Linked DNA regions of Mus musculus: regions 2, 3, 4, 5, 6 and 7 are each linked to region 1. The links are chromatin loops, found by intact Hi-C in ENCODE. Cell type or tissue: heart. All regions are shown on one strand. Region 1 has its middle 2.0 kb from the start of Gm32403. Region 2 overlaps Snx10 (sorting nexin 10). Region 3 overlaps Gm6559 (predicted gene 6559). Region 4 has its middle 17 kb from the start of Gm6559. Region 5 overlaps Skap2 (src family associated phosphoprotein 2). Region 6 has its middle 25 kb from the start of Gm32479. Region 7 holds the start of Mir148a (microRNA 148a).

Evidence for each region. A loop is a pair of places that touch in the nucleus more often than their neighbours do. Peaks named below come from ENCODE experiments on the same cell type or tissue, not always from the same donor. Only the 100,000 strongest peaks of a DNase experiment are listed, where the experiment ranks them.
Region 2: it touches region 1 in a loop (7-fold over the local background); 40 of 42 quality-filtered maps call a loop at or near these places.
Region 3: a loop joins it to region 1, with 3 times the contacts of the local background. A loop is called at or near these places in 15 of 42 quality-filtered maps.
Region 4: it touches region 1 in a loop (8-fold over the local background); 34 of 42 quality-filtered maps call a loop at or near these places.
Region 5: it touches region 1 in a loop (8-fold over the local background); 31 of 42 quality-filtered maps call a loop at or near these places.
Region 6: it touches region 1 in a loop (2.8-fold over the local background); 2 of 42 quality-filtered maps call a loop at or near these places.
Region 7: it touches region 1 in a loop (3-fold over the local background); 7 of 42 quality-filtered maps call a loop at or near these places.

Annotation. Positions count from the first base shown.
Region 1 is chr6:51,207,371-51,211,370 of GRCm38, reverse strand. No RefSeq gene overlaps it. Among named protein-coding and RNA genes, the nearest start is that of Gm32403, 2.0 kb to the right of the region's middle. In heart, a CTCF peak has its summit at 2,180 (motif pointing left); no DNase peak of the experiment used is centred here; H3K4me3 peaks cover 1,158 bases; H3K27ac peaks cover 1,389 bases; H3K27me3 peaks cover 436 bases.
Region 2 is chr6:51,578,512-51,582,511 of GRCm38, reverse strand. It overlaps Snx10 (sorting nexin 10), which reads right to left. Exons shown (of 7, transcript NM_001127349.1): 4 at 2,562-2,662; 5 at 2,112-2,210. Among named protein-coding and RNA genes, the nearest start is that of Snx10, 57 kb to the right of the region's middle. In heart, a CTCF peak has its summit at 1,987 (motif pointing right); a DNase peak (open chromatin) is centred at 2,001; H3K27ac peaks cover 547 bases.
Region 3 is chr6:51,382,563-51,386,562 of GRCm38, reverse strand. All of the region lies in intron 1 of Gm6559 (predicted gene 6559), which reads right to left. Among named protein-coding and RNA genes, the nearest start is that of Gm6559, 4.9 kb to the right of the region's middle. In heart, a CTCF peak has its summit at 2,406 (motif pointing left); a DNase peak (open chromatin) is centred at 2,412; H3K4me3 peaks cover 432 bases; H3K27ac peaks cover 519 bases.
Region 4 is chr6:51,360,492-51,364,491 of GRCm38, reverse strand. No RefSeq gene overlaps it. Among named protein-coding and RNA genes, the nearest start is that of Gm6559, 17 kb to the left of the region's middle. In heart, a CTCF peak has its summit at 1,764 (motif pointing right); DNase peaks (open chromatin) are centred at 1,421 and 1,761; H3K4me3 peaks cover 618 bases; H3K27ac peaks cover 422 bases.
Region 5 is chr6:51,855,989-51,859,988 of GRCm38, reverse strand. Skap2 (src family associated phosphoprotein 2) reads left to right here. Exons shown (of 13, transcript NM_018773.2): 13 at 419-824. Among named protein-coding and RNA genes, the nearest start is that of Gm38811, 150 kb to the right of the region's middle. RefSeq lists an enhancer at 1,375-2,754. In heart, a CTCF peak has its summit at 1,919 (motif pointing right); a DNase peak (open chromatin) is centred at 1,918; H3K27ac peaks cover 343 bases.
Region 6 is chr6:51,332,164-51,336,163 of GRCm38, reverse strand. No RefSeq gene overlaps it. Among named protein-coding and RNA genes, the nearest start is that of Gm32479, 25 kb to the right of the region's middle. In heart, no CTCF peak of the experiment used is centred here; DNase peaks (open chromatin) are centred at 603, 2,023 and 3,163; H3K27ac peaks cover 3,126 bases.
Region 7 is chr6:51,268,443-51,272,442 of GRCm38, reverse strand. It overlaps Gm38821, which reads left to right. Exons shown (of 4, transcript XM_011241556.1): 2 at 1,033-1,236; 3 at 1,491-2,163. It overlaps Mir148a (microRNA 148a), which reads left to right and starts at 2,533; the gene lies at 2,533-2,631. In heart, a CTCF peak has its summit at 1,679; a DNase peak (open chromatin) is centred at 1,412; H3K4me3 peaks cover 2,346 bases; H3K27ac peaks cover 1,926 bases.

The sequences.
Region 1 (4,000 bases):
ATTCAGAAAGTCAGTACTTTTCAAAGAGCCAAACCTTTCTATTTTCTTCTCAAGATCCAGGCCTGTCCTCAGCCCCCCTTTTGGCGGAAGAATTTTGTGGGTCTAAGTTCCCACGAAGGTCACTAGGTGGGCAGAAGTGGGTGGGGAGGCTGTGGCCAGCGAGCAGAGCCCCCAGAAGCTGTCCACACTGCTGCTGAGGTTGAAGACAGTGTGTGTTTGCTTAGAACTGTCTAGAACACACGGGAGAGGCGTTATGGGGAAAAAAGGGGTCTTGGATGGGTAAAACTGTGGACAAAGAGCCTCTTAGCAGAGACAGCTTGGTCCTACCTGTAAACATGAGTGGTGAAGGGCAGGGGCTGGAAGGGTAGAAAGAATGTCATAGGAATCCCAAGATTTCTCAGGTGTGGAGGACACCCTGGCTTTGACACTTCCCAACACCCAAGTAGACTGTCACTACAGAGAACTAAGTGAGACTTCAAGATCCTAATGGTCAAATCTCCATTTTTTATTTCACGGAAGCCATAGTCTTCCTAGTATATTAGTTAGTGAGTGCTGACTGACTAATGTCCCTAGTCCCTAGTCAATCACAGTGGCTTAGCACAGTCGAAGTCACACCTTGATCATGGTCCTCCCTGATTGAGTTTGTCAGTGCCCTGAGAGGGTACCTCTCACACAGCAACTCAGGGGGACCTGCTGACTTTCATGCTGTGGCCCCATGGAGCCAAGGGCTTGCTGCTGGGTGTCTGTATTCTGCTGACACAGATAGAGGACCTTGCAGGTGACAGGCAGACCTGCTCACATTCCTTAAACCTTTGTTGAGTCCAAACCTCACCTGGAGAGAGACTGGGCCACGGCACCTTGCACAGGAAGAAGATTGAATGGGCTTGGGCATGCATAAAGGCGGGTCAGCCATTTGTAGGTGGGTCAGCCATTTGCATTGCTGACCTAAACATGGAGATGAGTCAGTTGACAGCTATTTAATGAGTGATCTCTAATAATTCAGGACTTTTGATCTTTGGAGGCCAGAAGACTTGATTTTGAATATTGTTGTGTGATCTTGGGCTAAGAATTAAGCCTCCAATTGTCCTGTGGGAAATGGGCTATCTCATGGGGTCACTGTGACCATGAGATGAAACAAGAGACAACAATGCGCATGTGACAATGCATGCTTAGTCGTGGGAGCCTTTGGGACTGGATGAGAGGAAGAAAGGAACACTCTCTTTGTCCTGTTTGGATTAGCCATGGGTGCCAGCGAGGCCCAGCCGGGTCCAGAGACCATCTTCCTCGAGACAGCAAGAACGGCTTTAGTTTTCCCAATCTCTTGCTAAATTTCAGTTATGCATTTTGATGGACCTGGGATTTGGAAAAGAAAAGCAAAAAAATCCCCCAGCCCACGGCGCCCATTTTCTCTGATCAATAGAAATCCAGGCACTTAGCAAAAAGCCCCAGCAAATTATCTTTGTTCTGTCTGAGACTGCCACATACAGAAAGCAGTGGCTTTACTGTTTTTCTTTTTTAATATGTATTTCTAGAGGCAGTAAAAAGAAACAATCTTTTTAAAAAATCATTTAATTTTTTTTACTTCAGACCTGGGCCACGGGACTCGACTCCGGTGCCTGGTGTGTCCAGAATATGGCAGCCATGAAGGGTTTCCACAACTATTTACTGATTGGATTAGAAGATGAATGAAAGCTGATACCTGGGTAATAACAATTAAGATAATGCTGGAAACATGGAGGCTATGTGGGGGAAGTACAGCAGAATAAATGTGATATTTCCTAAATGGTTTCTTCTCTAGTAAACAACAACAACAACAACAACAACAACAACACACACACACACACACACACACACACACACACACACACACACACACGGGAGTGGGAGAGGAGAGAGAGAGAGAGAGAGATCCTACACAAAGCAACGTGAAGAGGAAGACAAACTGCCTTTCTTAGCACATTGTCTTTTCAAATAACCTTGTAAGCCTCCCTAGTTAATCTTTGTAATGATGGGATATCTAAAACAATAAACAAAATAACTTCCGGTGCTCAGAAGGTTAACAATTTTTATTTTGTCTTGGTTTGTTTTTATTTGTTTGTTTTCTTCAAGAAATGGTTGTTCAATTTGAGGTGGAAAAAAAATGGCTCCTGAAATTGCAAAACGTGGTCCTGTAGTGCCCCCTGGTGTCTATTTTATGGAATTGGCAAAGCCTGAATTGTGTTCCGCCCTAGTCATTAGCATAATCTTGACTTATTTATGAGCCTGAGCTAGATTCTTTTAGAGAGGCGTCCTTACAGGCTGCATCAACCCCCCTCCCTCTCCCTCTCCCTCTCCCTCTCCCCCCCCCCCCCCTCTCTCTCTCTCTCTCTCTCTCTCTCTCTCTCTCTCTCTCTCTCTCTCTCTCTTCCTCCCTCCCTCCCTCTCTCCCTCTCTCTCTCTCTCTCTTCCTCCCTCCCTCCCTCTCTCCCTCTCTCCCTCCCTCCCTCCCTCTTCCCCCCTTCCAACTGGCGCACTACCACACTATGAAAGCAATTGTATGTCAATGTTAGCATAGGATTTAAACTGAAAGCAGTATTACATTGGAAAGAAGCCTTTTCACCTCAAAAAATATTAATGGCTTTCCTTTAAAAACTATTTTTCAGAAAGCAGATTATTAAGCAGTTTCTTTTGTCCATAAAGATATTCTTTATAAATCGGTCTAACAGAGGACAGTTTTAATTTTAATTTTAGAGATTTATTATCACATGTAATAATTAAGCCATTTTCTTTTTTTTTGTTGAGAACCATTCATTTATATAAAAGATATACAGAACCAGTCTAGTTTGTGAGAATAAATAGATCAGATAAATCCACAATAATCCAAACGGCAGGACTCTGATGCCTAAACACTGACACTAAAATTACACTTAGAATTATTTAAGAGGGGGGAGGTCAATTTAGTGCAATTGGCAGGGTTTTTTTTTTTAAAGGGCTAAATGTTATCCATGGCCTTCAGGAACTCCAGACCTCGGGCGGAGACACATTGGCAGTGCTCACCGTATGAAGCAAATGTAACATAAGAGGAAGCACCCAGGCTGAGAGGGAGGAGGAGAGACGTCCCCAGAAGCCACGACTTTGGAGGGCTGCAGCGGCAGAGGAGGCAAGGGGGAGCGGGACATGGCACGGGTAGAGTGGGAAAGAGCAGAGAGCCAGCACAGCAGGGAGGGGGTGAGCTTCTGGGGTCCTACAAGGAGCCCAGGAGGGTTCCAAGGAGTAAGGCAGAGGAGAGGCATGAGGAGCAGCCTATACCCTCCCCCGCTCTCGCCTTCCCGCACCCCACCCCGCCCCCCCTCCCCCGGTACCAGCTGGAGCTGACACCAGATTATCAGTGAGATGAGTCTCAAATTCCCTTTCCTGGCTTTCCAGGAACAGGGAGATAAAGAGCTTGGATATCAAGGAAGAGGCACAGGGTGGAAGGACAGAGGACTCTGTCCTATCCTCAGACAAAGCTCTGGTTGGGCGATGCTAACCTCAGGCGTGCTTTGTGACTTCTCTCAGTCTTAGTCCTTTCTCCTGTAAGGCAGACGTGATAATCTCTTCTTCATGGGACTGGAGAGGGCGTGGGGGGCGTGCTTGGCAGAGGGGCTGAGACTGCAGGTGCCCTGAGAATGGCAGTTACTTTCCACAATCGGGGAGTCCTTGCAAGGACTTTCATCATAAAGCGCCTTGTCTGGCTCCGTGTTCTTATGTGACTATAGCGTTGGCATCTAGGCTGGAAGTGTCCTGTAAGTCAGGGCCACCTCATTATCACAGGTGGGTGCAGGGAAAGTGAAGGTCAGGAGGACAGTCTAGTGTGCGTTTGCCACAGCTAGGTTCAGTGATGAAAGCTAAAAGCTGGAGGAGTCTTTCCCATCTCTGTTTAGGGAAGTCCATTTGCATAATGGTATTAGCCAAGCAGGTGAACAAAGACAGGCTGCAAGGCTGGAAAGCCCTGGGTTGGAGCTCCAGTTTCCCTGACTCC
Region 2 (4,000 bases), 370 kb before region 1:
GGGAGCAAACCCTGGAAGCCGGGCACGGTGGTGCACACCTGTAATCCCAGTCTGGGCAGGCAATCAGGACCAGACTCCGGTACACAGGTTTGAGGCCAGTCTAGATGACATGACACTTTAAAAAGGCCAGCCACGGAGGAGTGATCAGTGGCCTGCATTTCCCTAGTGACATAAACACAGACACCTGCTGTCCCTGAACCTGCAATAGCCCAACAGCGCCCACCCACTACTCCCCTACCCCCAGCCCCAGGGCTAGCCTGGCCTATGGGATTCCCCCATCCTGCTCGGGCCACAAGGCCACACTGTGGCTCCCATAGAGCAGCTTCCAGAATAGAGGCTGCTCTGCAAACGTGAGCTCCATCTCAAGGGAGAGCCATTCGCCACTGGGCACCTTAGAGACGACAGTTAACAGAGTTCTCCCTAGGAGCGGGAGAGATGGCTCGAGGGTTAAGAGCACTGGCTGATCCCCCCAGAGGACCTGGGTTCAATTCCCAGCACCCACATGGCAGCTCACAACTGCCTATAACTCCAGTTTCAGGGGATCTGACACCCACACACAGCCATGCATGCAGGCAAAACATGAATGTCCATGAAATAAAAATAATTATATTTTTAAAATAATATATTATTAAAACATATAAATATATATTATTTATATATAAATATATAATAATAATAATATAAACCCAGTTGTCCCTAAGGGAGAAATGATGAAAGTCTGGACCAGCGCTTTGTTCTGTCACACCTGTGACATGACAAAGGACCCTGCTGTGATGTTTTCAGAGGCCTCAGCTCATCTAACAGCTCCTCTGGGCTTTTCACAGGGGTCACTCCAGTGTCAGTCCTCCCTGTCCGCAGTTCATCAGCTCCCAGCTTTCTGCGTGTCCTAGGGACCTCCTGGAAGGAAAGGCACCGTGCCAATCTAATAGAAACAGATATTAATATTCATGTGCACACTTAGTACCCAGGCCCTTTATAAGCGAGCCACGTGGGAAAAGCAGCGTGCTACTTCAGAGCAGCTCGGGGTCCTACTTAGTGAACTCAAAAGGAGGTAATTTCAGATCCCAAAGCCACCAGAAGAACGGACAGTTGGGGCCTTGCCTCTAACTTGTACTCGCCTGTCTCCTTGTCTACAAGATGGAAAAGCAAGCTCACAGCTGTTTCAGCCCTGAGTACTAAAATAATAATAACTGCCAACACTCAGAAATCAGGTTGTCAGACACTATGTAAGTGCTCTGCAGCTCTCAGCCCGCTTACCTGTCTCGGCCCTTATGGGGGAAGGGCCATCATTGTCCCTGTTTTATAGATGGGACAACATAGGCCCAGAGAAAGGAAAAGGCTTGCCTGACTCCCAGCTACTTAAGTGGCAGACCCAGGATTTGAACCCCAGCAGCCCAGCTTCAGCATCTGTGTGCAAATCCGTGAGTGTCAGGCCTCTAGGGAGGGGGTGAGACAACGGGAAGTTCTGGTGGCCTGGACTCCAGGCAGCTCCCGGGGAAGGGTGGAAGCGTGCCCCATCGCAGAAACCAGAGTCAACCTACTGAGACCACTCAGACGACACACGCACTTGACAAACGGCCCTCTGCAAGGACGAACTGAGCCATGCAGTCAGAGAAGGGTCGTCCAGGCTGTTCTAACTGCTGTATCTGAAGCTAGTTTTAAAGAAGTGTTTCCTGTAAACACAAGGCACGCTTATCTCCTGGGAGACTTTTGTCAGCCAGACTCCTGCGTAACTTGCCATCTGCTTTACCTTGGTTGCTGTTTGCCTGGGTTAGTTATTGTTTTGGGATATTTATTTGTTTTATTTGTTTGACAAGGAATGGCCTAGAACTTACTGCAACGCCTAGGCTGGCCTCAAACTCACAGAAATCCTCCTGCCTCAGATGTGTATGCTGGCGCTGTATCTACTGTGCTCTTAAGAGACCATGTGTTTATTCTGATTCAGACATGCATTATTTGCAAGCGCTGTTCACATCTGTACCATTCGATGCCAGCCACAAGATGGCGCTCTAACACAGGCTATAAATGTCGGTGGCCAGCAATCAGAGCTATCATCTCCCACACAGACCCGCTCTGTCCACATCCCTTGCCTGGTGCAGGCCCTTACTTACTTTCTGAGGAAATCTTCCAAGCCCTGGCGGCGTTGGTCGACATGCTGGCGATTGTTCATGTTGAAAAACAGGTTTTTAGACGGAAGTTCTGGTAATTGTCTGATAAGAAAGAGAAAAGTCGATCACCAATCACAGTGACTTAGCTACAGACATTGCTCAACATGAAGGCATGCGTGCTGTGCACGGTAATAATCATCACACAGCTATCACCTAATTATTGTCGTGTGATATTAATTTAAAGGAGAATCTGTCTTTAAACACTTCTGGGGGCCATTCGTGATTAATATCCATAAAGGCTGGTAAAGCTAAGAGATGGATATTAAATTCAGATGCAGAAGGCACAAAGGAAGCACGCCTGTGCCCTGTTCTTACCTCACGCATCTTAACGCTATCAACTTTCAGCAGAACTAGACTCATGGCTCCCGGTAATTTAAACTTTAAGTCACTTACACCAGCAACGCGTTGCTTTGGAGTCTTTGCCTCAGCCACACGAACTCTCTATACCTTCTTCGTACACAAGATGTTTTCATTGTAAAACACATGCTATTTGTCTGTATAGAAACAGAAAAAACATGAGCCTCACCTAAGGGGAAAAAGCACTTTCTTAATATATATATATTATATCTCATGATGTTACCCTCACTACTCTAAGTAGTGTGCAAGCCATGAGACATGTGTGCATTTATGTGTGCACTGCAAAATCTTTCATGTAGCTTATCAGTCTCAGTCCCAGAAGAAGCCATGACGACAGGAATGAGCAGTGTTAGCCCTGGGTGGGCATGGCCCTCCCCTGACCAGACTCCTGAAGGAGGGAGGCCTGTGCTCTCCTAACGACAAGCATTGTTTCCAAGGATGGATCACTAAGGAAAACTCCAGTGGGCATGTTTGCCCACCCTGTCATCTCAGACTCAGGCAGGAGGCAGGAGGACTGAGTTCAAATCCAGCCTGGATTACACAGTGAGATCCCATCGTGAGAAACACACACGAGCCCTAAAATGCACAATGCTCCAGCGCATCCACTGCATTTTTAACCCCACGTCCAGGCGTCCGTGGATCAGCACTGACTTCCTGCAGCTCTTCACAAAGCATCCCAGACATCTGCAAATGTCAGCCCTGGTTCTCCTCCAGGAAATGACATCAGCTCTGAGTGGGGCAAACAGGGTGGACATGAAAAGGACCAGAGAGCACCTGACAGGTATAGCTGACAACACTGTCACCAGCTAGCGTCTGTTTCCCCGTAGCAGCCCTGAGACAAACTTGGGAAACAAACAAGCCTAAGTCCCCAGCCTAGGCTAAGCCACGATGCCTCTCCTCTGGGTAAACCCCGAATGAGCAGGCGGTCCCTCTGGGTACCACAAAGCTGACAAACAGCTGGGTCTGCTAGATTCAAAACACAAGCCATCTCGGCTGAGTGTGGTGGCTCGCATCTATAACCCAAGGACTTGAAGAAGCTGAGGCAGGAGCATTGCCTGCCACCTGTTTGGGCGACAGGGTGAATTCCAGGCAGTCTGAGCTATAGAGTAAGATCCTGTGTAAAGCCTCAACCATTCCTACAAAACAAACAAACAAACAAAAATACCCTCTATTTTATATATTCACTTTAAAAGAAGATCCACTTATAATCATTACATTGCTAAATGAGAAATTAGCTTTTGCTACTAAGATCTTCATTATTTCAAAACCTACCCTGCCAGTGAAGTTCTGCCATTTTCTTGGAAATCTAAATGACTGTGTACATTTTGTTCATGAGCTGTCCCCATGAAACATAGGGCAAAGTTCCTGGATGCAGGGAGGTCAAGAGTCTCAGCTGCAAAGGCCACAGTACTACACTTACTCTGCCACAGAAGCAAAACCTACCGGAGAGGCCTAACTTCAAAGCCCAGAACTGC
Region 3 (4,000 bases), 180 kb before region 1:
GTTCTCTGTTTTAACACTTCACAGATCTGCTGTGCGTGCTGTGGGTGACCTCCCTAGCACCTTTTACCAGCTGGAACTTTCTTACAGGCTCCAGAAAGGGGCAGCAGGGGAGGTGAGTATTCACCTTAGAGCTAAAAGTAGGGAGGTTATGGCATGATACCACTGATGGACACACTTTCCAGTGAAAGGCTCTATCCTCGGTCAGCACAGCTGACTCTACACATCCAACATGGCTGGGGATCCTTCTGGTCATGTATTAGGGCACTGTAAGCCAGAATGTGGGTGGGAGGATATTCAAGAGAATGACCCCAAAAGCAGTGTCCTCTGGAATACAAGAGAAAACGATTCCCAGGCCCCCCCTCCCACCCACAGAGGAAGAAAGTCCTAAGTCTCCAGCAGCCTTCCGCTGGGAAAAGTCTAAAGCTCTGCCTTTTTTTTTTTTAAAGATTTATTTATTTTATGTATATGAGTACACTGTAGTTGTGAGCCTTCCTGTGATTGTTAGGAATTGAATTTAGGACCTCTGCTCTCTCTGGTCAGCCCTGCTCATTTATTATTATAAATAAGTACACTGAAGCTGTCTTCAGACGCATTCATTACGGATGGTTGTGAGCCATCACGTGGCTGCTGGGATTTGAACTCAGGACCTTTGGAAGAGCAGTTGGTACCCTTACGCACTGAGCTATCTCTCTAGCCCCTGGCTTCCTTTCAAGATGCATGTTTTCAACAGCATTTGCTTTGATCGATTGGATTAGAATCTTAAGTGGAATTTTGAGTGTCTTCAGATAATATTTTGAGTTCTTAGGGCAGGGGTTTTTAGTTTGGGGCACTACTGTATCAGAGATCCTGAATGAGCAGGTTTCCCAGAAGAGCTGGGCCGGAGGAAAAGCCAGCCTGGGCTATGTAGAGAGACCCCTGTCTTAAACAAACAAGCTAATGAAGTAATGTCCCAGCAAGCTTGGACCTACTTGGGTGTAAGGAATGCCATTTCCCTAGGCCCATATGGATATGCTGAAAACTGGGTCTAAATAAACATATATTATCATATGGGGTGGGGCGGCTCAGCAAATAGTACTGACTCTTTTCTGGATTTTTAAGTTTGGAGTTCTAGAGGAGCAGATATGACGGGAAAGGCCAGGATCTCTGTTTCACACAGTGGGTTCTTTAAATGTAAGCTCAGTCCATCACAAGCTTAAATGCTGTCTTCGGTATCTTTCCCACCCCTAGGACTTCCAGAAGGAGACGTTTGACCTCTGCTCAGGACGGGCTTTCTGAGTTCTTCACAGAAGGGGTCCATTCATCCTGTGCACCAGATGGCAGACTTCATCTCTGGAATTCATCTGCTTTCTAGGCTCATGTTGCCAATTCATGAACGTGACTTACAAGGAGGGTTAGAGATAGGCTTAGCGTTGGTTTTGCTTTGTTCTGTTCTGTTCATTTTATTCGAATGTTTTATTGTGATAAAAAATACATAACATGGACTAGAGAGATGGTATAGCCATTAAAAGCTAGGCTCTCAGCCGGGCGTGGTGGCGTACCCCTTTAATCCCAGCACTCGGGAGGCAGAGGCAGGCAAATTTCTGAGTTCGAGGCCAGCCTGGTCTACAGAGTGAGTTCCAGGATAGCCAGGGCTACACAGAGAAACCCTGTCTTGAAAAAAAAAAACAAACAAACAAACAAAACCAAAACCAAACACAAACAAACCCAAAAGCTAGGCTCTCACAACCAACTCTTTAAAATGCAGATACCATAAAATTTATCATTTTAACCATTTTAGTGCACAGTTTAGTGGTGTTAAAGGCACCCCACGTTCAATACCAATAACTCTTTTTATATTTTTTTCCTGATCTTTTTACTAGATATATTCTTTATTTACGTTTCAAATGTTATTCCCATTCCTGGTTTCCCCTCTGAGAACCTGCTATCCCCTCCCCCGTCTCCCTGCTCACCAGCCCACCCCCTCCCGCTTCCTGGCCCTGGCATTCCCTTGTATTGGGGCATAGAACCTTCACAGGACCAACGGCTTCTCCTCCTATTGATGACCGACAAGGCCATCCTCTGCTACATATGCGGCTGGAGCCAACTCTTTTTATCTTATAAAACGAAAACTCAACTTCCTCATCTCAGCCCCTGCAGCTACCAGTGTGAGCTTGGTTTTATATGGTTCCCTGGAAATTACAATATGACATGTCAATACAGTTTTTTTTTTTTTTTTTTTTTAGGGAATACGGGCATAATTTCACTATATTTCTCCACTTAAAAAATTGAGGAAGGAATTTCTTTGTCTCGGACCAAATTAAAGTCCCTCGGGGACAAGCTTGAGAGCGGGTTGGTCGTCTTTAACTGCACGCGGAGCGTCGGAGCAACTTGGCCAAGAACAAAGAGCCCTGTTCACGTAGGCAAAACAGCGACACCTGCTGATCGATCGCAGAATTACTTTTCAGACAGATTGCTGAGGGTTTTTTTTTTTTTTTTTTTTTTCCTGTCTCACTGTGTACTGGCTTCTATTTGGAAAAGCTGTTGTCTAATCATAGACTATGAATGTTATTTGTTCGAGTCAACTCTGGGATTAGGCACACGGTAGCCAGGCAGGTGCTGGTGCTCTCTCAGGTCTGGTTCACAGCAGGTGGGCGGGCATGTGTGAGCTGCTTGTCCTGACCTGGAGCTTCACCAGCTTCTCTGTGACTGCCAGCTTCTCTCCTTCCACTCTGTAGGGAAAATGTCTCTACCGATCCCTGACCCTGTTCACACTAACCCCCTTTCATAATGTCTTAGAAAAAAAGAGAGACTTTCGTTGCAACCTCACTCCTTAAGTGGCCTAGGAAGGAAGAACGTGCGAATCTTTCTCTTTGATTGCCCTGCCTTTAATTAAATTACACCTGCACGTTCTATATATGCACACACACTGTGACTTACATATATGATCCTTAAGGAGAGGCCCAGGATATATTTAAATCCTAATCTTACCTGATATGTCCCTAGCACGTTCCCAGCCTCATGTGTTTTTGTTACTCAAGCTTGCTGACAGAGGGAAACCTCCTGAGCTCCTGCTATGGTGGGTATGAAACACTCCCTCTCCCAAGTGGTTTCCAAGTCGGGTTGGGTTGTGAACTCTGCCACCCTCTTTTCCCTTCCCCAATTGAATCAGAATTTCTGGAGTTAGGACTCAGGAACCTGGATGCGTGATAAGCACCCAGGTGATTCCTCTGCTGCATTGCCAAGGATAACCTTGAACTCTGTGTGTGTGTGTGTGTGTGTGTGTGTGTGTGTGTGTGTGTGTGTGTATGAGAGAGAGAGAGAGAGAGAGAGAGAGAGAGCACAAGCGAGAGAAACAGAGAGAGAGAGGGAGAGAGAGAGAGAGAGAGAGAGAGAGAGCATGCTTACAGCAAGTGGAGGTTGAAGGACAGATGGAAATTGATGCTGGTCCTTACATTCTTCTTGTTCCACAGAGGGTCTCTTTGCTGGCTTCTGTTGGGTGAGCTGGACTGGCTGATTGATTCTTGGCTTCCCCTCCTGCCACAGATGAGTGCTACTGCTCTGAGCTTCAGGTGGCTTCTGGGGTTTGGATTCAATTCCTCCCTGGCAGACACTTTACCCACGGAGCACCCACTTTCCCACCCCCCGACCTTGAACTTCTGCTCCTCCTGCCTCCACTTCCGGAGCGTGGGGATTGGATACCTGCGTGCCTTTTCTCGTGGTGCTGGAATTGCAGACCAAGGCTTTGAGCATGACAAATCACCAGTCTCTTGAATCATAGCTTGAGCTATGCTGAGACTTGGGGTATATGCAAAGACACATACACAAATATGTCCCGGAAACAATTGTATGTTTTGACCGCTGATACTTTGTCTTCTATCTCATCAAAAGACTTTCGGTGCAGCCCGGGCCTAGAGTCTTTGGCAAGAGTCTGCCGTGGCGGCTTCTGCTATGCCTGTCACTGTGCACACATTCCGTGTGCAGCCATAGCTTTCCTTCTTTCTTTCCTGCTTGGCCACTCCAT
Region 4 (4,000 bases), 150 kb before region 1:
ACAAGGGCGAGCACTGGAGCTGCGTGGCCCTTCAGAGTTGGCCTTTTTGGGGGGAAAGCAGTAGGTCTTATTAGCCACTTATTGCTGTGGGCTGCCCCCCAGGAAGGAGACATGGCCTAGGGCAAGGTGACCTCCCCCAGGCAGGAAGTAGGGGCCAGACAGCCTACGATTTTTCCTGGAGGTGAGTCCTGAATGGGAGATCTGGGTGGCACAACACAGCATCCATGACAGACACAACACAGCATCCATGACAGACACAACACAGCATCCATGACAGACACTTAGCTGAGGCTCTGGGGATAAGCCATGCTTTCGATCTGTCCCCAGACTCCACCAGGACATCAGGAAGCGGTGACTTCTCCGTCTCCTTCATAAATAGTATTTTGTTCTTCCCAACACTTTTGGTTTTTTCCTTTATCCTTTTCGGTATAGGGGATCGAATCCAGGGCCTTCCACAGTACTTCCACAGGTACTGTGCTACTGGATCATGCTTACTGATCTTCTTTTAGCCGTTTCTCTCATGGTTCTCTGAGTTGTCACCATCCTTCAGAGATAGCACCCATGGGAGGGACTTCCCAGTCTATCTGCAAATCCTTTCTCTGTGAATATGTCCCCATCTGAAGCACTTTGTCCCCATTTTGAAGCATTCCTACTCTGAATTTTTTTTTTTAAAAGATGTACTTATTGCTTTTGTAGAGGACGCAGGTTCAATTTTCAGCATCCATATGGAGTCTCACCATCCCAAACCATCCATTCATTCTGTTCCAGGGGATGCTATACTTCTTCTGACTTCTGCCAGCACCAGACATGCATGCAGTGCACATACATATATGCTGGCAAAATAGTTGTCACATAAATGAACTAAATCTAGAGTTTTTGGAAGATTTATTTTTTATATTTAATTACATGTATGAGGGGGTCTGTGCCTACGACTACAGTGACTCTGGAGGTCAACAGAGGGCCTCGGACCCTCTGGAGCTAGAGTTCTAGTTGGTTGAACTGCCCATGGGTGCTGGAACCTGAACTCAGGCCCTCTGAAAGAGCCGCAGGCAATCTTAACTGTTGAGCCAGCTTTCTATTCCCTCTTGAGAGTTTAATTTGAAGTGAGTCTACCTCATTTCCTCAGGTTGTCTAAAATCTCTCTGAGGGCGGAGGGCCTATAACTCTTCTTTGAATGAATTGTTAGAACCGTCACATCAGTAAGTCCTAATGGGCTCTCAGATTGGGCATTGGCAGTTTCTGTTCCCTGTGGCACAACATCGCCTTTTACAAGGCAAAGATTTTAGTCAGTTTTCTGTTCAAGGCTGCTCCCGAATTCCCGTGAAAAATCAAAACTGTATCACTGGAGGTTCTAACTCCCTCCTTGGCACTCAGCACACTCCCCATCCCTTCTGCTTTTGGGCTCTCATACTGGCCCCGCCCCTTGCCCACAAACCACGCCCACAGATTCTCCTCCGCCTTCCAACTCAGGCAGCCCTCTCTTATTCTTCTCTGCTTCTTTTCTCAGCGCTCCTCACGGGTTCCACCTGTGCTTGACATTCTATTTTAATTATCTGTTTGTTTCCCCGTTTGCAGTGAAGATCCCCGTAAGTCAAAGACCTTGTCCGTCTTCATTGTTTAGCATACTACCTTCAGCGCTAGAACACTACACACTGCCTGGCACAGAGCAAGCCCTAAACACTGTCTGGTGGTGTCTGCATCTTGGGCTAGGGAAGTGGGAAGTCTCAAGACGACTACCATCCCGCCCTCCAGGCTTGTTCCTCCTCCGGCCAGCAGGGGGCTCTTTCAATTCAGAAGAGCAGCTTAGTGGTTCACCTGAAATTCTGCCTCATACAATCAGACCCCCCTCCCCCACTTTCTCCTAATTTGACTGTGCCAACTCAGGCAAATATTGAACTTTGTGTTAAAAAGCACGTTTTACTTTTTATAGGTAGTCCTCCAAGGACTTTTTGATTTTGGTTGTGGAGGGGTGTAAGGTTTGCTGTTAGAACCTCCACTTTTTTTTTTTTTCCCATTCACCCAACAAAATCAGCTACAGAAGTAAAACATGGGTGGAACAACCACGCAGTGGCGGGGAAGCTTCATGTCAACGCTTAAGTCCAGCAAATGAAGCAGCTGACTGAATGAGGCCAGTCGGCAATAACGTGTATTTAGCCACTGGGAAGGGAGTTGCTCCCACCCCCTCCCTCCCCCCTTTCCAACAACAATAATCTGGCAATATTACATTGCTATATATAACTTCTTTTGGAAAATATACACTTCCCTTAAAATAGGGTGGTTTTAAAGTTTGTATCAATTTAGAAATTGTAAAGTCCCCACTGGAAGAAATTGCTAGTGCGTTTGAATGGACTTATTGTCTGTTGGCCCTTTCCTTTAGGGTAGAGTCTGGCAGGAGCGCCAGCTTCCCTGCCAAGACAAAAAGAGCTATATCTACCGCTTATGCTCACTCGGTCAACACAAAGCAACCTCAGTTTGGCAACCCTCAGCGGTTGTTGGGAAGGCCCAGGTATCGTCGTTAAGCCATTAATACGGTGTATGTGCTGTTACACACGTCTATTTCTGTATAAATGCTTCTTCATTCTGTACCCAGGAAAATCTGCCTCCCTGGTCAGGCAGCCGTTTCCTGGAAAAACCACAGTAGCCTTCTGTGAGTGAACTGTAGTGAATGCATTCTCACAGAGAATGAGGCAGAGGAGCAGGGTGTGGAAGGCTGCTTGTCGGGCCTGAGAGCGTTGCTCTGTACAGTGGAGCTAGCCAGGTACTGTCAGGGTGCCTAAAAACACAGTCATTGAAATCTTATAAACTGTTCTGAATTGTAAACCAGCCAATCCAGATTTGTTTGTTTATTTCTGATAAAAAGGACTAACTCTAGGGAGGAGAAAATGAACCTGGTGGTTTGAGTGAACTGAAGCAGGCCACCGCCAACGGCAGGCACTGATGAAGAGGACTCTTTGGACAGGAGGGCTTCATAACCGCTGTGGCAGACAGACGGTATGCACAGTCAGTGACCAATACCCGTGAGCAATGTTTTCAGAGATCCTTGTTAGGTAGGACACGCCAGTAACAAAAATCTCGGAGAACTTAGGACACCACACGGGGGACACTGCACATTCAAGAGAGGCTTGCGACATTCCAGAACACACTACAAATTACCATGACCTCCATTCATCTCCATCTGGAAGTAGCCGCCACCAAAAAACCCCCATTTTCAAAAATAAAATGGGCTGAAGTTTGGGTATATCTGATCTCTAGGTAGAACACCACAAGCTATCTCAAGGTGTTTATATGCTGCGGCTCTCCTGAGCACAAAGTCAGTGGTCTGTCAGTGTACTTGAGAAAAAAAAAATTAAATGGTCTGGGAAGGTGGCTCAGTGGATGCTGGAGGATTTAACTATCCCCAGTATCCCTGTAGAAGCTGCTAGTGGTGGTAACTCTAAAACTGGGGAGGAACAGACAGGTGGCTCTGTGGGGTTTGCTGACCTAGTCGAGCTGAATCAGTGAGCTCTGGGTTCTGAGAGTGACCCTGTCTCAAAATAAGGCAGAGCGAGAAGGAGGAAGAAAGAGTCCACCTCTGGCTTCCACATGCACACACACGTGTACACATGTGTATATGTACACATGCACAGTATTAAATCACAGGCCACTCATTTCCTAAAGTGTCTACTGAGCACCTACTGTGGGTAAGGCACAGATTTGAATACTTGAGTTACTCAAGAGAACGAGGCGACGTGACATCTATGTATGCTGCTGCCATATAATAGATACTGGGGTGGGTGTCTGCAGTGAGGGCATGTGACATGTCGAGGGCACTCAGAGGAATGTGAGAAGACTACAGAACCATTTCTGGTGTGTGTGTGTGTGTGTGTGTGTGTGTGTGTGTGTGTGTATGTGTGGCTCCTGTGTGACAAGCAGAACTTGAGGACCCGGAGACAGCTGCTGGCCTGGGGCTGAATACATGAGAAGCCAGTTTAACTCCACACATCATCTTCCCCACACATAA
Region 5 (4,000 bases), 650 kb before region 1:
TTTAATCCAATATTCTGTAATAGCTCTTATGTTCTCTTGCTCTCTTCCTTGTGTCTTTGCCTTTTTAAGTCTTTGTAGTTTTCTGATAACATAAGTATGGTGCCCCAAATCTGTTTTTATTTTTGTTTTATTTTGTTTTGCTTCAGCTTTAATTTTTAAAAATAACTCTAGAGAATTTACTTTGGAAGTGAACAGATTACTTAAAGTTCCTTTGATAATAACCAGCTGTGTTCGTAAACCTCCTCCTAGCTAGTAAAATGCCACTTTTATGGCCTTCCTGAGGAAATTAATTGAAAACCGTTGAGCAAATTTTCACTTTTGTTTGAGTAAAAATGTTTTTTCTTTCTAAGCAGGATAAATAAAGAGCATTTCTACTGAAGAAGAAAACTTAAATGTAGCTTTCTCTTTTTGCCTGCAGAGAAGTCTTGTGTCTGTCTGCAAGTGCCTTGGAACATGGAATGCCTGAGTGCCTGCTCGGAGCCACCTTCCTTTGGGTGAACATTCCTGCCTCAGCTGCCATTCGATGTAGTCACGCACTAAAGCACTCTGATGTCAGATTGAGCAGGCAGTGATGGGTTACATTAGATACAAGCAGTAGAGATAAGACCTGTTGCTGTTTTGCAAATAATAATTAGTTTTAATTTACCCGTTTGGTTTGTATGGTAGAATTCACTGTGATTGTACGTGAATCTTAGTCATTGAAGCGCCGGTGAGGGTTGCTGTTTCTCTTAGTCGCTGGGTGTAAGTTATTTTTAGAGTGCCACAAATAATTTCCTAGACTTTGTACATTTTGAGTCAATAATAAAGACTTCTTTAAAGCTGTAGAGATGACTTAGCCTGGTATTTTATTCTTCATAGAGTAATAACATGTTTTCATTAAAGAAGTTGTATAGACTCACGGGTTTACCTGCTGTAGGTAAGAAAGAATAAACCGGTGCTTGAATTACAGATAGAGGGAAAGTGGCAGCCTGCTGTCCGCTGGCGCACAGATCAAACCAGAGCCGGGTTGCTGAAAGCCCTTCAGTATCCTAATTTGATGATGGGCTTGCCAGTGTTTTCTAATATAATTTTATTTAAATTTAATGAAATCAAAGATTCATAAGAAAGCCCATTTACCATTAATACAATGGTATAAACAACTTGGGCATGTTTTCAGAGTCCGAGGCAGGCAGGTATTCGCTGACCTCTCTGACTCTATCACTGCACTATCACAATCCCACCGCTAAGTAGCAGTCCTGGCCGAAACTCCTGTGCGCTGCTCTGGACCAAACGGAAGAGACAGACTCTTGCGGGATGGCAGCAGTTGGCAGCCAGCAGTGAGTGAAGGGAAGGCTGACTTGCTCTCTGATACTGCTGTTGATGCATGGGTAAGGGTTGCAGAATCCTGACTCTTTCATATATAGTTAAAATTGGGGTGTTTTTAATCATCTCTAGAGACGGCAGGAGAGCCTTACTCTGTCTCAGATGCACCAGTGACTAGATATTTTGGAGTAAATGGGATCTACTATTGAATCATTCTAGTGCAGGTTCTAGCTTTTGCCTAATTTTGCAGGTCGGAATGCAAATGGGCTGATAATATTTTTTAAATCTCCACTATTTATGTAAAACTATATTTACAGGCAATAGTAGAGTGTTTATTTTACTGTTATACTATGTATGTTGTGATCACTCATTTTCCAAAGTCAAAGAAAAAAATCCTGTTTACCTATGTAGACATAGTTCAAGTTTTCAGAAATTACATTTGTACAGTTACTCATTTCCTACTAAAGTGTCATCTAAATAGGTTGAAATCATCTTGGCAAAAGTTAGACAGGCAGAAATTAATTCAGTGGTTCATCTTTCAGAGCCAGCATGGTTGAAAAGCCAAGCCTAGCCTATGGTTACGGGGTTGTGCCTTTAACCTAAGTGGCCAGCAGATGGCAGCAGCTTGTCGTTTGCACGTGGACCCACTTGGGAACCCCTCCCCCACCACAGCCGACTGAGAGGCCGTGTGATTTCCGTCTTCTTTTCCAGTTAATCCAGGAGAGGGAGTCCTTTGCCAACGGATGGCCCCCGTTTCCAGCACAGAGGCCGCTCTTCCCAGAGCCGTGTGTGGCCTTTGTTCTTTTCTAAACGTGAATATACATGGGAGATAGAAGACTGGAACCAAAGGCCTTTAAAATTGGGAAAGATGAGAAAACCTGCCACTCCCTGTGCTTTAAGTGCGCTTTCTGTTGAGTTGATAAACTCATCTTTGTGCTATGAAGAAGTTTCTCTCTACCCTTGACAGTACATCACATTCTCTTCAAGATCATAATAACATCATTAATGTGAATTTAAACAACAGGGCTTGTTAGAAAATATGCTAATTGTTATGTTCTCATTATGTTTGCCTAGCTTTTATTTGTTTTTCTATGAACAGTTAGAGAGCTAATTTTTCTGAAAGGTGATTGTAAGTCATATTTTATATAGCATTTTGCTTGATGGTTTGCTCTGTACTGAATTTGTACTCTGTTGCCATTAGATCTTACAATAATGTTCCACTCTGCAAATTTTTAAGGTTCAAATAAAGTTTAATTGTTTGCAAACTGTTATGATGCTAATAATTCAACAGCCTGCTGTGTTACTAATGAAATTACTTTGTTATGATTAATTTGGAGAATAGTGTGTTGATTGTAGTAATTAAGCACAACAAGGTGAAGTAAATGATGCTAATGCCATCTGGCCTCCAAACCGAATGAAGAAATGAAATAGGGCTGTCATTTGAATTTATTCAAAGAAGTAAGCATCGTGCACATGGCTCCCATGTCTGTGGGGTTTGCACTTAACCACCGCTCACCCCACCCCATTTTGACCACTTTTCGGCATATGACAGGTTTGTTTTTTGTTTTTTGTTTTTTTAATGAAAAATGGTGTTGGTTGTCCAGTAGTTGATGTGAATACTTGGTTTTAAACTGATTATTTTAACTGTAATTCAATTACAGATAATTACATACAGTACATAGGAGCGTAGCGAGGAGAATCACTTTGCAGCCATCTGTAGGTAAAGTCGGTACATGTGGGCCTTTTTATTTTCTGTCAGTGGAGAAACACTTTGGCCCTAGCCCTTCACAAGTAGCCCGGCTCCCTTTGCTTGTTTTAAAGTGTTTGTCTTTACTGGTGGAGTCTACTCTTGTTGCTTAGGTACAGCCATGAGATGTGGTACAGCCTGGAGCAGGGCAAATGGTCTCCAGTAAACACCTGTGAACTGCCTTGATACCCTACAGTAGGTCAAGACTTAAGATTTAAGAAGAGGGGAAAAAAAGAACTTGATCTTTGTACCCAGACAAACAAAAACCAAACAGCCACAATCCTTCGCAACCGGTCCTCTTTCCTGAGGCCTTAGCAGCTGGGCACCGGGTTTGTCGGTTACCGAGTGTAGCAAAAGTGTAGGTGACTGCAACATCAAGCTATAGCACTGTGCTTAGCCACGTGTTCAAGGTTATGTAACTTTTTCAAGTGAGAGGCACAGGTGGCTCAAGGAGCTTGGAGCAAGCATGTAGCTCCTCTTTCCGAGCACCCTAAGCTACCACTGCCTTCATTACCCTCAGGCAATGTCAGAGGAGCCAGCTCCCACCCTGTACCTTAGAAAAAAGCCCTGTAGAATTTCACCTTGGGTGGATCTGATAAGAATTTCAGAGTCAAGTGTGGTGGCATGTGGCTGTGATAGAGGCAAGAATATCAAAAGTCCCAGGCCAGTCTGGGCTACATAGTATCATCCTGTATTAAAGGGAATCAATAAAGGAAAAATCCTAAGAGGAAAAGTTTCACGGGTCCAATTATAATATAATTATTGTGCTTTAAAAAAAAAACCACAAAAACAAAACCAAACAAACAAAAGACCCCCTCTACCCTCTGACTTCTCAAAAGTCCTGTGATGATCATAGTAACTTGGATGTGTACAGCCCCCAGATGAGAGGAGACACTGCTGTAGATAACTCCAGTCAAACCCTTGGTTAGCATCAACCCGTAACATTTGCAA
Region 6 (4,000 bases), 120 kb before region 1:
ACCACAATTAACTATTGGTAGCCAACCTTTGTAAGGAGGGAATGAAGTCCTGGGTCAGTATGCATTATTTCACATGGACATGACCCATGTCAAGGACCCCAGTGCCTCAGACCCACGGGAATGAGAAAACCGAGCTTGGGTGAAGATCAGAGGGAGGGCAAAGCCCTCCTCAGGGCCCAGCTGTAAATGCTAACTGTGTGTGCAGAAAATGTCCACTAAGGCTTTCTCCCTATGGAAGTTTAGAACCTGAAGAGATTGCTCCTCCAAAGGCTGCTCCTACGGAGATTAGCCACCCACCTCCATGTTTACTTTCGTGTAATAATCCCACCTCCTGGTTCAGCTGTATGCAATAACTCTGCTTCCCAGTCCAATTGTATATACTATACACTCTAGGGTGCCCTGGCTTCTCCGACAGAGAGCCCAGCCATGCAATCTCAGCCTTCTGTGTCTGTCCTTTGTTCATTCCCCTTTGCCTTGAGTTAGCGTTCCAGAAACCAAGCCATGCAAGGACAGGGCAACCTTTGGAGACAATGTGGCAGGCGTGATACAGTGACGTGAGTGGTCAGCTTGGAGCCAGAGGGTCAGGACTCCTAGCCACAGTCTGCAGAAACAGAGGGACTGGAGAGTAAGCAGCCTGCTGATGTTGTCATCCACTGCTCCTCTGTCCACAGAGCCGCCTGAGAGAACGGAGTGTGCTGGATACTGTACTGTGTAATCCATGCATTATCTCATGTGGCTGGCCCAGCACTCTAGACTGCATAGTCATCTTCCCAATATATACATTTAAAGATGAAGAAAAGTCTCCCCTCTGTACTCTCCTTTGCAACCACACCCTTTGGTCTTTAGGTCTTCTTCCCAGGGTTCCCGACTTCTGAAGGCATTTATGATTTATGGCCTCTGCAATCTCAGGGGTGCACAAATGGGAAAGCAACCCAAATGTAATTTCGGAGACGGAAGAGTGGTGAGAGATATTGAATTCACCCGATTCCCCTCCTTGGGTGTGGCTGGGGCTCTTCCAGATGTCCCCTGTCACCACTCTAGGCCTCTTTACTTTGGCTTGCAGCATGCCTGGGGCATGCTGGGAGATCCATAGTGTTTGTAGAGACCGCTGACTCTGAAGTGGCCACTCAGACACTAATAACAGAAGCAGGGAGCTGGGGAGATGGCTCCTCGGGTAAAGAGCTTCCTGGGCAAGCTCGGGGACCTGAGATCTGATCCCCGACATCCACTTAAGAAGCAGTGTGTGGTGACGCATGTCTGCAATCCCTGGGCTGGGAAGGCAGAAGGAGGAGGGTTTAGGGGCTTGAGCTCTAGTTAGTCTACCCCAACGGTGAGCTCCAGTTTCCCTGAGAGACCCCATCTCGAAAAGTAAAACTGAAGGTGATTTAAGACACCTGAGACACACACACACACACACACACACACACACACACACACACACACACACGCACAGCAGGATCATTCATGGTCTCTGTCTTGTGTCTGTGTGAACCTGACACTCTCTCTCCATGGGGATCCTGAGATTTCCATTTCTACATCTGACTAACCAATGGGAGCTGGGAGCAGTAACTGCAAACACAGAACAGCCAAAACAAACAGCAAGCAAGCAAGCAAGCAACAAGCAAGCAAGCAAGCAAACAAACAAACAAACCTATGTGTACTGGGAGTAGGAAGGGAAGGGAGCCGGGCAGAAAATATCCCTGCATTTGTTAGAAGGAACTTAGTGCCTTCTTCCGGAGCTGATGTAAATTCTGCTGTTCACAGCACAAAGGCATTTCTTTCCACTTCTTGCTTGCTGTAAGCAAGGTTAGAGACCAGAGCTGAAAATGCCTTAGTGTTAAACTACTGCCTGACACAATGAAACAAAGGCAGTGTTTAGCTCTCCCTTTTCAACATAGGAGCATCTGTTGCTATGTTAAAAAAAAACAAATGCTGTGGGAAGCCTAGTCCCAAGGGGACAGTTTGGATAGTGGGCTCCGCTCCTCCCGCCCCCAGAACAAGACCAGCCAACAACAACAGGAGCCTGACAGCTGGAATCCATTCTGGATGTCTACACTGAGCATTCACCCGTGATTAGATTTGTTTCCACAATGGTCCCAAACTCATAACATGCACTTAAAATCAAGACCCCCTTCCCAATCCCCTTAAATAAAACCTAGTCTGTGAGTCATTACTCTTTATCCAGTTCAAACTTGGTGGCTTGAAGAAGCAACCACTAAGTGCAACATGAGCCCAGCAGTGAAGTCTCCGAGGCGGGCTCACACACCACAGCCTCTGATAAACATCGAGAAGTGGGCGTTGGGATGGGAGGTTCTTGAGGAAGAGCTCTAATTGTGTAAATGTTCATACTCTTTGGCCCTGGATGTAATCAAGTGATCTTTGTGCCTTCCAGATTTTTTTTTCTTTTTTGTTAATCAAGGTGATGTGGATGATTTTTTTAACTTACATTTTAAAAACTTACATTTCATTGATTTATTGTGTGTGGTGGAGGAGGGCTCATGCACACATGTGTGCACGCGTGGAGGTCAGAGAACAACATGTGGGTGTTGGCTTTTTCCTCCCACCACGTGGGGTCTGGGGCTCAGACTCAGGTCACCCAACAGGCTTGACGGTCATTTCCCATACCCACTGAGCCATCTCACCAACTCCAGGTTAAATTTGACATAAAGTCACAGTAAGAATGATTTTGCTTTCCCAGGGCCACTCAGGTCACATTCAGGAGAGGGGACATATGGGACAAGGAGTAAGAACACCTCCACAGGGAAGGTGGATGGAGCGGTGGATGGTAAGGTCTTTCAGGTTTAGAAGAGCAGGTTCCTGCACAGAACTGAGTTTTGCCCCAGGCTTGTCCTGCTGCTGAGAAATCAGAGATCCCGTCTCTGCACAGACACGGGGGAAATAGAAACTGTACATTTGCTCCGGGGCTTTTCCTCAACTCTCCGAGCCTGGATAAACACAGAACTGCATTTCTTGGACTCAGACCCATCTGGAGTAAGGAAGCGTCCTGCTGCATTGGCTAGACATCAACCAGCGGCCACAGGCGAACGAGCAAAAAGAATGGCCTCTTATCCACGGTGGGAAAGAAATGGTGTGCAGGATTCGAGGTCACTCCACAGTGCTGGGAACACGCCAGTCAATCCGGGCGAAAGCCTCTCCTGCTTTTCCTGTCATACTACCTCTGTAGGCCAAATGTCACCGTTTAGAACCAGCCTGAAATCTTACTTGAAAGCCAAGAAGACAGATGCTAAGTGGATCCTTGTGTTTTGCCAAATCCAGATTGCTTCACAGCTTGTCCTTGTGATGTTCCCACCACTGACTGGACTCCTCTGGGGCTTTCAGTGAAGCGAGGAGAGTCACCGGATCATCATGGTTGTTAGGGCAAGAAAAGGCAGAAAAGGTAGGAGACTGACGGAAACATCGAGACTTCACGGCTGACAGATCATAGGTAGGTCTCATCAAAGGAGAAGTTTAAGTCCAAATCACATAGCCCAGTGGGACCACCACTTTGGTGGGCTCCCATGTGTGGAGCCTGCTCTGCACCATGGCATCGGTATCCTCACAGTCCAGGCTGGCACTGTTGCAGGGGGGCAGAGCACACGGGCTGCTAGAGGATCCCTGCATACTTTATCTACTATAATGTTGTTAGTTGCAAGTTGCATCAACAACCCTGCGGCCCCAGACACTGCTCAGGGAGCACCAATGCAGCCGCGAGTGTGGCCTAATCACTCATTTGGTGCCAGGCTCTGTGCTGTTTGAGGAACCCTGAACTTTTCCCAGCAGCTTACAAAGTTGGATCTTACACACAAGTACACCAAGGCGAGTTGAGGAGAGGCTGCCTGCCCCGCGTCTGAGACCATACTGACTCCAGGCCTCATACACTAAGTATGAAGAGGTGTCTCCTGTCCTTGGCAATGTGTACAGACTGCAAGGTGGTGTCCTCAGTTCCCCTATGCTGGGCATTTCTGTTCCTTGGCACCATTGAAGGGGCTACACAGATCTA
Region 7 (4,000 bases), 61 kb before region 1:
ATTCCAGCTCACACAACAGAACCTGCGGCAGAGCCCGGACCAACTCTGAGGCCCAGAGAGCACCGCTGACAGACCTTGGCAGAGCAGGGGGGTGGGAGGCTCTAGGAGACAATGCCTGGTGGAGCCCCCCACCCCCACACCCGGAAGGGTCAGATAAACACGCAAGTGTGCAAGTGGAAAGATCCCTAAGGATAAACAGTTGGAAGGAGCAAGGATTTATCTTTCCATAGGGGGATGGGGGAGAAGGGACGAGTAAATTAAGAAGACAGGAGGGGAAGAAGTTTCCAGGTAAGAATCTTCCCATGAAAATGTACCTTTCATTTTCCGTATCATCCAGCCACACTTAAGATGGAAAAAAGAAATGATACAGACGTTTTATCACAAAGAAAAACCAGGCCTGTTCTGAGAAATATCTGTGTTTTAAAAGATGCAGCTCGGTGGCCAGAGGCTGTGGTTTTCACCATAACCTGGGCTCTACCTGTACATTGACATTGCTGTCTTCTCTTTGGGGAGGGTGGAGGGAAGGAAGCCATCTAGTCATGTGGCCTCTCATCAATCCCTTTCTTCTACAAAGCACGCCTTCCTTCATGCCCTCCTCCATGCGTGCTTGGGGAACCACTGACAGATCGTGGATATGGACAATTCTGAGCACCTTGAGTTATACCTCCTTCGGATGCAGGAGACCTTGACTCCAGGTTCCACGCTCCACCCCCCCCCCACGCCCTCCACCCCCGTGCCTAATGTCCAGCAGGGGTCAGGACAGACAGACCGACCTTTGGGTTTGTCCCTGTAGGCGGTACAAAAGAAATTGCTATTTTTGATACTTTCAGGTAGCTGTTGGCCTTTTCTTACTTACAGTGGGCAATGGGCAGCTAATTCAAAAGGATGGCTTTTTAACTTTGATGAATTCTTGATTTAGCTTTGTTCTAGAATTCTCTTACCGAGAATTCCTCTCTCAGTTCTTGTAACACTCAGCCCCGGGGGAGGAGCCAAAGTGTCCTCCTCAAGGTTTCCATTTCTCACTCTGCTTAGGTGGCAGCCTCGTCTTCCCCAACCCAGCAGAGACCCAGACCCGAACTGGGCTCTGGCCTGGCCTAGCGGAAGGGGCTGCGGGCAAAGCTGTGTTCAGCGTCTTGCACACGGGCAGGATGGAGACCACGTCTACCCAGCCTGCCCACAAAGGGCTGAACCCAGAGGCCGGGTGGAGCCGGACTAGGAGCCAGGTGACCACCTGGAGTGCCGCACCCCGCCCGGCTCAGGCTCCGCCCCCACCCCGCCCCTCTGCCTGCCGGCTCCGCCCCCTTCCTCCTGGGGCCCCTTCGTCGTTTATTTGCATAAGGAGGCGGTTCCCCGCCCCGCCCAGCGCGCACGTGACCCTGAGGAGGCGGAGGGAACCTGCTGACTTGACACGAGCCGTTTTGCGGCTCCCCTTGGCGCGGAATAGCAAGAGCAGCCGTGACCTCCGACCCCGCCCGCCGGCAGCCAATAAGAGCGCAGGTCGTCTCCAAACCCAAAATTTCCACGTCGGCAAAAGTCAAGATGGAAGGGAGCGGAGCGGAGCGCCCACTGGAAGCCTAGCTCAGCGGCCCGGGGCGCAGAGGGCCGGGCTGCGGCGTGCGGGGGGCCTTTGGGAGGGCGGCCAGGCCAGACAGGCCGATGCAACCCCCGGCCGCAGCTTCGGAGCTCTGGCCCCGCGTTCTGTCGGCCACGCGCACCAACCGGGCAGGATGGGGACTGCGCTCTGCGGACCTGTTGCACGCGCGCAACAGCTGCTTGCGCGCAGTGTGTGGGGAGGCGTGCGGGACCCCGCACGGTGGTCCGGGCTGGATGGGCTAGGGGCGCCGGGCCTGTGTCGTGGACTGCATGCAGATCGGCTGCGGAGGCGCTGCCTCAGCAGGCAGAGGGAAACCGGGAGAGTGGGTGGGTGGCACCGAGGGGCCAGGGCTGCGTGGACGCGGATTCCCAGACTGTGCGCGGGCAGCTGGATAACCGGAGTAGTGTGGTGAGAATGGCTGGGGGAAGGGGAGGCCGCGAAAAGCCTGGCTTTCCCGGGACGTCCCATCTGCGGGGAAACTGGCTTGTGTTCGCCGGCTTTGACTCCCTGCTCCAGGAATTCGTTCTCATGAGGTCCTCCCCGCCCTCACCAACTTTCCAGATGGAAAGGTAAAAAGTTACCGCAACTTAGATTGAGTGAATTAGCTTCTTGCCAAAGTTTAGTAACAGGACCGGAGGAGGTGGGGGCTGGACCGGCAATGGATTCTTGTGTAGAGTAGGTAGGAAGGAGGGGGCATTGTGTGATTCCACTGGTCCGTTTGCTGTGACATTGCCACCAGAGTCTCTTAGGACACCCTTTCTACTGGATTTTTACTCCTGCTGACTGTGGCAGTAATTTTCCATAATTAACTATCCGTACCACTATTGGTCTCATCCTGGACTAAATTGCTTCTAATGAGTTATTCTTCTTTGCCTTCACTGGGGGCGAGGCGGGATGGCAGGGAGCACACCTGCAGGACGAAACTTCCAGAGGAAGACAGCCAGTTTGGTCTTTTGAGACAAAGTTCTGAGACACTCCGACTCTGAGTATGATAGAAGTCAGTGCACTACAGAACTTTGTCTCTAGAGGCTGTGGTCGCCGCCTCCCCGCAAGGGCCCTGGACGCCAAGCTGGTGGCCCTGTTGGCCACGTCGTTGCACCTTTCCTTTGGGGGAAGGGCAGCCCAGAGGGGGCACAAGGGCTTTGTGAAGAACCTGAAAAACTCCTTTAAAGTCAATGGGTTAGATCACATAAAGTAACTACCCCCCCCCATTTTTCTTCTTACCCTGGTGGACTGATTGCATATTTTTCAAGGTTATTTTTAAAATACTAAAATAGTCTGGCTTCACTTATTGAGCAAGGAGAGAAGGACCACAAGTTTATTGATGAGTGTGTTGGTATGTTCAAACTGTACCCTAAGAGAAGGAAATGCACTTGTGCCAAAGCCACAGGTAATGTGCCTTTTACTCAAATGCCCTGTTAGATAAATGAACCTGCAAGGATTGGGTTTGGATTTAGTTTCAGTTCTGAGTTTGATTTAGGCCCATCTCATTTTCCTTTTTTCTTTTCTTTTTTTTTTTTTGGGGGGGGGGTTGTTAATGGAAAGGAAGTACCTTTTCTAAGAAGGCATTTTGACAGTCATTTATGAGGTCAGTGTTTATACTTTGGAGCTGTGAGATACTGTACAGAGAAACTGCTCTCCTGGACCCTAATGGAATGTGGGTTGTGGCTGGCAGTTGCAGTTAATAGTGCGCTCTACAGTGGGCAGTGACTGGCATTGAACTGTATCCTGCTCCCGGGTCATTGCCCTATTTTGATGTTTATGGGTGTGGCTGGAGAGCGAATAGAGTCAAGGGATTACAAAACCGTCATTAACAAAGGCGCTAACCTGACACATGTATGTCAAGCTGTGACACCTAGTGATGAGCAAAAAGGAATGAAGCCTTCTTTGTTGCTTAGGGACAGCTCAGTCCTGGCAACGTTTGTAGAATGCTTCAGAAGCCCCGAGGTCTCCTGGAGTGTGACTCTGGGAAGTCTTGATCTAAAAAATGAAAATCCACCGCCTTTACTTCTGAGCACATTCCTATTGGAGTAGAGATAATGGGGAAGGGCCAATGGGAAAGTATTGGAGGAAGGACTTGCCAGTTGGCGGCACCTGTCTGGACCCCTAGCCAGGCGCTCTTCTGAGATTGTTAGCTACACCCAGTCTCCTTTCTTCCCACCAGTGACTGTTGAGCTTCATTGCTTCAACTCTCTGCCCAAAAGGTAGCTTAATCTTATTTTTGCAGTTGAATAAAGTGATCCAAATTCGGGTTCTTTTTGTTTTCATTTAAGATATAAGGTAAGCTTCCTGGTGAGGAGGGTTTCTTTCCTGATTTTTGTGAATGAATGTGTTCACAAAATACTATGAAACTACTAATTCTCACAATAGGCAGAACCAACTTTGTATGAGAATGCAGTGGCCCTT